Linked DNA regions of Homo sapiens: region 2 is linked to region 1. Evidence: chromatin contacts called from ENCODE Hi-C or POLR2A ChIA-PET data. All regions are on one chromosome and are shown on one strand. The core of a region is the stretch at or near the end of the contact, and the rest is flanking DNA. Distances in the headings are between cores, read along the strand shown. Region 1 holds the start of ATXN7L3 (ataxin 7 like 3). Region 2 holds the start of NBR2 (neighbor of BRCA1 lncRNA 2).

What was found. Hi-C counts contacts between places; a loop is a spot of excess contacts on that map. ChIA-PET counts read pairs that join two places held with the same protein, here RNA polymerase II (POLR2A). Pooled maps may share reads with other maps.
Region 2: a loop to region 1 is called in a pooled map, with 15 times the contacts of the local background. The contact joins the promoter of NBR2 here to the promoter of ATXN7L3 in region 1. A Hi-C loop is called at or near these places in 4 of 50 pooled maps. POLR2A ChIA-PET finds 5 or more read pairs at or near these places in 2 of 52 experiments (B cell and activated B cell).

Annotation. Positions count from the first base shown.
Region 1 is chr17:44,198,575-44,202,173 of GRCh38, forward strand. ATXN7L3 (ataxin 7 like 3) reads right to left here and starts at 1,310. Exons shown (of 13, transcript NM_001382309.1): 1 at 922-1,310. It overlaps ATXN7L3-AS1 (ATXN7L3 antisense RNA 1), which reads left to right and starts at 266. Exons shown (of 2, transcript NR_184071.1): 1 at 266-356. RefSeq lists enhancers at 1-127, 332-887, 1,613-2,151, 2,152-2,689 and silencers at 449-1,058, 1,159-1,958.
Region 2 is chr17:43,124,307-43,127,905 of GRCh38, forward strand. It overlaps NBR2 (neighbor of BRCA1 lncRNA 2), which reads left to right and starts at 1,251. Exons shown (of 8, transcript NR_138145.1): 1 at 1,251-1,464. It overlaps BRCA1 (BRCA1 DNA repair associated), which reads right to left and starts at 1,058. Exons shown (of 23, transcript NM_007294.4): 1 at 965-1,058. RefSeq lists silencers at 354-389, 2,413-2,430, promoters at 1,043-2,799, 1,043-1,309, cis regulatory regions at 1,110-1,132, 1,294-1,302, 1,979-2,008, 2,359-2,388 and enhancers at 1,110-1,132, 1,239-1,368, 1,265-1,289, 1,419-1,508, 2,437-3,250.

The sequences.
Region 1 (3,599 bases), core at 60-2,559:
CACTTGGGGGGGTACTGCTACCAGAAGTAGAAATGGCCCTAGGACCCTACAACCTTCACCCCACTCTGTCTTCCCTTGAAATCAGCCTGCCACTCCACGAGGGGAGCAGAGCCCACAGGAGCCTAGAGCTAAGGGACATTTCTAGCCACCATGAGCAGGAACGGCGGGGGGTGGGGGGGAAGAGCCTGGTAGGGTGGCACGCCAGGAGCGGGCACTCCCCTTACCTGTTCTTCCTTTAAATAACCACCCGCCCTCCCTCAGGACCAGCCCGGAAGTCTCTCCAAGAGCCCCAAAGTCCAGGAACCCCCACCCAAGGATTCAGACACAGAACCCACAACCCAGGGCCCCTCGGAACGGTGGGTACGAGTTTCAGGAGCTGCCGGCCTAGAGTGGGGTGGGGACTGACGAATGAGCCGGGGGCACTGGGAAGGGTAGGAGGCCGGGCCTCGGCTCTTCCCCCGTCCCTGCGGCACTGCTGCTGCATCATACCGACTGGGGGGAGGACAGCCGAGCCGCCGGGGCCGGCGCCGGGCCGGGACAGACCGACCCCCAGAGAGTGGGACGCGTCCCAGCCCCTCTCCTTCCCCGCCCGCCAGCAGCCCCGGCCGGCCGGGGAGAGGAGTCCGGGAGGGTGTCTCTATTGTCCCGGGGGCTGGGGCCTGGCTCCCTAACAAAGGCCCCGCGCCCCCTCCCCGGCCGGCCCTGCCCCGCCCAAGGGGGACCCAGACGGGGGAGAGCCAGGGGCCCCGGCCCGGCCGGGAAGCTGGGGGAAGCCGGGCGTTTCCGCGTCGGCCCGGGGGGAGGGGAAGGGGCGCTGACCCAGACCTGGGGGGAGGGGGCCCAAGCCCCGCCTTGGGCCCCGCCCCCCGCCCCCCACAGGCCCCTCCCCCGTCCCCGTCCCCGTCTCCGTCCCGTACTCACCCCGCCCGGGGGGCCGCGCCGGGGCCCGGCAGCCTCTCAGGGCCGCGTCCTCCGGCGGCGGCGACGGCGGCGGCTGCTCCGGAGCCCCATGTCCGTCGGTCCGTCCTCGCCTCTCCCCGGGGCCCAGGGCCCGGGGCCGGGGGGTCGGGCCGCCCCCCCGCCTGGCCGCCTCACCGGGCGGCCATGGCCCCTTCCCCTCCCTTCTTGTCCCGTCGCCGCCTCCTCCTCCTCACCTCACCCCGCCCGCGCGCAGTCCGCGCGCCGTCCGCGCGCCCCTCCCCCCGCCCCCCACTCCAGCCCGCCTCTCCCGGGCGGGGGGTGCGGCGCGAGCCCGGAGCGCGCGCGCGTGTGCCGCGACCGGAGGATGGATGGATGGAGCGAGCGTGAACGCGAGCGTGCGCGCGCGCGCCCCTCTCCCCCTCCCTCTGCGCGGGCGCGAGGCCAAGCGCGAGCGCGCTCCAACCTCCTCCTCTTCCTCCTCCCGCCCCTCCCCAACACCCCGCCCTCCCCCTCCCTTCCTCTTCCTTCTTTCGCTTTCGCGCGCCCAGCGACTGCTCGCGCCTGCTAGAAGGGCCCGAGCGCGTGCATCTGCCCCGCGGCCGCAGCTCGGCAGCATTTGCTCCAGGGGGCGGGGACCGGGAGGGGAGGAGGGGCGCCACGCCGCCGTCCAAAGTACCGGCGGACGGGGACGGGGGCGGAGAGATGGGCGGGGCCTTCGCGGACCTCCCCGACCAATCGCAGGGAGGCCTCGGCCCGGGAGGACCAATAAGATGGGGGTGGGTGGGGCGGCGTTCAAGGTGAGGTGCGCGGTGCGCTGGGGGCGGAGACGTTTTGCCGTCCCGGCCGGCTCGGGGGCGGGGGCAGCGGGTGGCGTCGAAAGAGAGCGCCGGCTGCCAGCCGAGCCTGGGACGCCTTCCGGCCCAGGCTCCCCCGCCCTTCCCTCGGGGCTCCCCGCTCTCTCCCCCGCCACCCTCCGCTCCCCCCTTTACCCCGAGGCGTGCAGCCACTTCTGTGAAGAGGCCAGACTTGAAGTGGGGCGCAGTTAGGACCTCGGGGCGGAAAGCCTGTGGAGCCTAAGGGGCTCGCCCGCGCCTCAGTTCTCCCGGTTTCTGGGCGGGTCTCAGCCCACTCCAGGCTTGCGGACCAACAAGCGGCCGAGATGAGGGTCCGCTGCTGAGGTCGGAGGCCGAGCTGCGCCCTTCTGCGCGGAGCGCCCTCCCCGCCCCTCGTCCTAATTTAGATCCCACACCTGCTCGCCTTTCCTGCTTCCGGAACCCACGCTGGACCCCCACCCCTCCAGACAGCCTCCTTGTCACTGGCCAGATCCTTCCCCCGACCCAGTGCTGTTCCCCTGGGTGCAGCGTGTCCCTGTGCTCACGCTCTCAGTCCCTCTTTACCTTAGGAAGGGACAGGCCTTTTCCCAGCCGCGGTGGATGGCTGGATTGGCGCTTTCATCTCGGTTACTCTGTGTGTGGTGTCCTGGAACGGTTGTGTGACAGCCCTCTCCCCTCAAGAGATAAGATTAAAAAGGAGGATAGTCTGTAATCACATACTTGGAGCCATCTTTGGTTTTTAGTTTTCAGCAAATACTTATTTTTTTCTCACCGATTTCTCCCGAGAAACAGCAAACATTTATTGAGGCGATATTCCAGAGTAGTTCAGATCAGGCGTCTGATTTGAATTTAAATCGTTGGGCCTAGCAAATGAGTTTCCTGTGCCTCAGTTTCCTCTGTTGTCAGTGGGCATAATGATAGTCCTATCTCCTTGCGTTGCTGTAGTGATTAACAAGTCAGTGCATGTGAAACTCTTAGCTCTGTGTAAGTGCTTGGTAAATCTTAGCTGTTATTCTCACGGTGCTCCAGGTGCTGGGATAAAAGATGATATAAGACAGTTGTGCTTCTTCAAGAAGTTCACTGTCTTGTGGATAGATAGGTAGGATAATAATTGCAAAACAGTGTGAGGAAAACAACAGAGAGAAAACAGAGGTAGACAAAAGGAGACATCAAATGATGTAAGAGAGTTGGTCAAGAAAGGCTTCTTGGGCAGGGTGCGGTGGCCCAGGCCTGTAATCCCAGCACTTTGGGAGGCCAGGAGTTCGAGACCAGCCTGCAAAAATGCAAAAATTAGCTGGGCGTGGTGGCGGGCTCCTGTAATCCCAGGAGCTACTCGGGAGGCTTAGGCAATAGTAGTAATCCAGCTACTCGGGAGGCTTGGGCAGGAGAATCGCTTGAACCCGGGAGGCGGAGGTTGCAGTGAGCTGAGATTGCGCCACTGCACTCCAGCCTGGGCAACTGAGCGAGACTCCGTCTCAAAACAAAACAAAAAAGAAGAAAAAGAAAAACTTCTTATAGAGGGAGATGAACCAGGTGAAGGTAGGCCAAGAAGGCATTGGACATCCCCAACTGGAAGCTTCAGAAGCATGGATCAAGCTGGAACAGAGGAGTGGGTGGCAGAGCAGCAGGAGGTGAGCAGGCTGGATAATACAGGACAAAGCAAAGTAGGTGTTGAAAAGTTTGTGGGCTTTAGCCTGTAAGCTGTGAGGAGTCCTCAAGGGGAATCATTCACCAGACTTATATTTTTAGTGGATCATGCTGGAGTATGGTCTGGAGAATAATTTAGAAGCAGTAGGTTTTTTGTTTTGTTTTGTTTTGTTTTTTTAGACAGCATTTTGCTCTGTC
Region 2 (3,599 bases), core at 1-2,500, 1.1 Mb before region 1:
TAAATTCTGAATTTTTTCACATATTGCTGCCAACCCCTTGGGTCTTTTCCTTTCTCCAAGAAAGAGAAAGCTACAGAGGAGTGACTGACCGGGTAGGTGGTGGTAGCCTTAGCTTTCTCCAATGTTTCTGGTTGTTTTCTTTTTCTTGCATAAAACCAAAATCAACAACGACCAAACCAACACCAATCAAGGCCTCCCCGCCCCTAACCTTTCCCAGTGACCTGCTCTCATCTCTGGATCCTCCTCAAGCACATCCCTGCCGGCAGCATCTGTTACTACTGACGCTCCTCTACTTCCCTCTTGCGCTTTCTCAATGGCGCAAATGGATCCAGTTCTTAAGTTCTCCCTCCCACAAAATCCTGTCTCCTCCCCTTCCCAGACATATTCCTGGCACCTCTTCTTCCACAAGGTCCCATCCTCTCATACATACCAGCCGGTGTTTTTTGTTTTGTTTTGTTTTGTTTTGTTTTGAGACAGTCTCGCTCTGTCGCCCAGGCTGGAGTGCAATGGCGCGATCTCGGCTCACTGCAACCTCCGCCTCCCGGGTTCTAGCGATTCTCCTGCCTCAGCCTCCTGAGTAGCTGGAGCGGCACCACGCCCGGCTAATTTTTGTATTTTTAGTAGAGACGGAGTTTCACCACGTTGGTCAGGCTGGTCTGGAACTCCTGACCTCATGACCAGCCGACGTTTTTAAAGACATAGTGTCCCCCTCAAGGCATATTCCAGTTCCTATCACGAGGATTCCCCCACGGACACTCAGTGCCCCCTTCCTGATCCTCAGCGCTTCCCTCGCGACCTACAAACTGCCCCCCTCCCCAGGGTTCACAACGCCTTACGCCTCTCAGGTTCCGCCCCTACCCCCCGTCAAAGAATACCCATCTGTCAGCTTCGGAAATCCACTCTCCCACGCCAGTACCCCAGAGCATCACTTGGGCCCCCTGTCCCTTTCCCGGGACTCTACTACCTTTACCCAGAGCAGAGGGTGAAGGCCTCCTGAGCGCAGGGGCCCAGTTATCTGAGAAACCCCACAGCCTGTCCCCCGTCCAGGAAGTCTCAGCGAGCTCACGCCGCGCAGTCGCAGTTTTAATTTATCTGTAATTCCCGCGCTTTTCCGTTGCCACGGAAACCAAGGGGCTACCGCTAAGCAGCAGCCTCTCAGAATACGAAATCAAGGTACAATCAGAGGATGGGAGGGACAGAAAGAGCCAAGCGTCTCTCGGGGCTCTGGATTGGCCACCCAGTCTGCCCCCGGATGACGTAAAAGGAAAGAGACGGAAGAGGAAGAATTCTACCTGAGTTTGCCATAAAGTGCCTGCCCTCTAGCCTCTACTCTTCCAGTTGCGGCTTATTGCATCACAGTAATTGCTGTACGAAGGTCAGAATCGCTACCTATTGTCCAAAGCAGTCGTAAGAAGAGGTCCCAATCCCCCACTCTTTCCGCCCTAATGGAGGTCTCCAGTTTCGGTAAATATAAGTAATAAGGATTGTTGGGGGGGTGGAGGGAAATAATTATTTCCAGCATGCGTTGCGGAATGAAAGGTCTTCGCCACAGTGTTCCTTAGAAACTGTAGTCTTATGGAGAGGAACATCCAATACCAGAGCGGGCACAATTCTCACGGAAATCCAGTGGATAGATTGGAGACCTGTGCGCGCTTGTACTTGTCAACAGTTATGGACTGGAGTGTTATGTTTTCGTATTTTGAAAGCAGAAACTAGGCCTTAAAAAGATACGTACAACTCTTTAGGGAGACTACAATTCCCATCCAGCCCCAGGAGTCTGGGGCAAGTAGTCTTGTAAGGTCAGTGGCCTGCGGGGACGCAGTGAGCGCCGAATTTGCCTGGGGCAGGGGAAATGCGCTCTGGCCCATGTCTGCGCACTCGTAGTTCCACCCCTCAGCCCCAGTGTTTGTTATTTTTCGGGTTCAGCTTGCTTTTGCCCCGTCTCCGTCGACGCAATCGCCACCAGTCAATGGGGTGGTCGTTTTGAGGGACAAGTGGTAAGAGCCAATCTTCTTGGCGAAAACGCGGAGAAACGGGACTAGTTACTGTCTTTGTCCGCCATGTTAGATTCACCCCACAGAGATAGCGGCAGAGCTGGCAGCGGACGGTCTTTGCATTGCCGCCTCCCCAGGGGGCGGGAAGCTGGTAAGGAAGCAGCCTGGGTTAGCTAGGGGTGGGGTCACGTCACACTAAGAGGGTTTGGAGAAGTTCAAGGGAGGAATCCTGCAAAGAAGAGGGGCGACTTTTTCCGTGTCTCCGGACAGCTAATCGTTTTAGTGACAGGATGAGAGAGCCCTTCGTGTTCTGAGGGACCGAGTGGGCGAAAAGCGCCGGAGAGTTGGAGAGTCTGTGGTTCAGAATGCGAGGTGACAACGTGCTAGCAGCCCTCGCTCGCTCTCGGCGCCTCCTCGGCCTTGGCGTCCATTCTGGCCGTGCTGGAGGAGCCCTTCAGCCCGCCACTGCGCTGTGGGGGCCCCTCTCTGGGCTGGCCGAAGCCAGAGCCGGCTCCCTCTGCTTGCGGGGAAGTGTGGAGGGAGAGGCGGGTGTGGGAACTGGGGCTGCGCGCAGCGCTCGCCAGCCAGCGCGAGTTCCAGGTGGGCGCGGGCTCAGCGGGCCCCGCACCCCCGGCCCCGGGCAGTCAGGGGCCTAGCACCCGGGCCAGCAGCTGCAGAGGGTGCGCCGGGTCCCCCAGCACTGCCGGCCCGCCTGCACCCCGCTTGAATTCTCACCGGGCCCCAGCCGCCCTGCACAGGGCAAGGCTCAGGACCTGCAGCCCGCCATGCCCGAGCCCCCTCCCAACCCCTGTGAGCTCCAGCGTGGCCTGAGCCTCCCCGACGGGCACCGCCCCCTGCTCCTCAGCGCCCGGTCCCATCGACTGCCCAAGGGCTGAGAGGAGTGCAGGCGCCCGGCACAGCCCTGCGCAGGATCCACTAGGTGAAGCCAGCTGGGCTCCTGAGTCAGATGGGGACTTGGAAAACTTTTATGTCTAGCCTGAGGATTTTATATGCACCAGTCAGCACTCTGTGTCTAGCTTGGGGTTTGGGGATGCACCAATCAGCACTCTGTATCTAGCTAATCTGGTGGGCACTTGGAGAACTTCTGTGTCTAGCTAAAGGATTGTAAATGCACCAATCAGTGCTCTGTGTCTAGCTCAAGGTTTGCAAATGCACCAATCAGCACTCTGTGTCTAGCTAAAGGTTTGTAAACGCACCAATCAGTGCTCTGTGTCTAGCAAATGTAGTGGGGACTTGGAGAATTTTTATGTCTAGCTAGAGGATTGTAAATGCACCAATCAGCACTCTGTGTATATCTAGCTCAGGGATTGTAAATGCACCAATCAGCACCCTGTCAAAACGGACCAATTAGCTCTCTGTAAAATGGACCAATCAACAGGATGTGGGTGGGGTCAGATAAGGGAATAAAAGCAGGCTGCCCCGCTGGGTGCCAGTGGCTCACACCTGTAATCCCAGCAATTTGGGAGGCCTAGAGGGGTGGATCACGAGGTCAAGAGATCGAGACCATCCTGGCTAACACAGTGAAACCCCGACTCTACTAAAAAGACAAAATATTAGCTGGGTGCGGTGGTGGGTGCCTGTAAT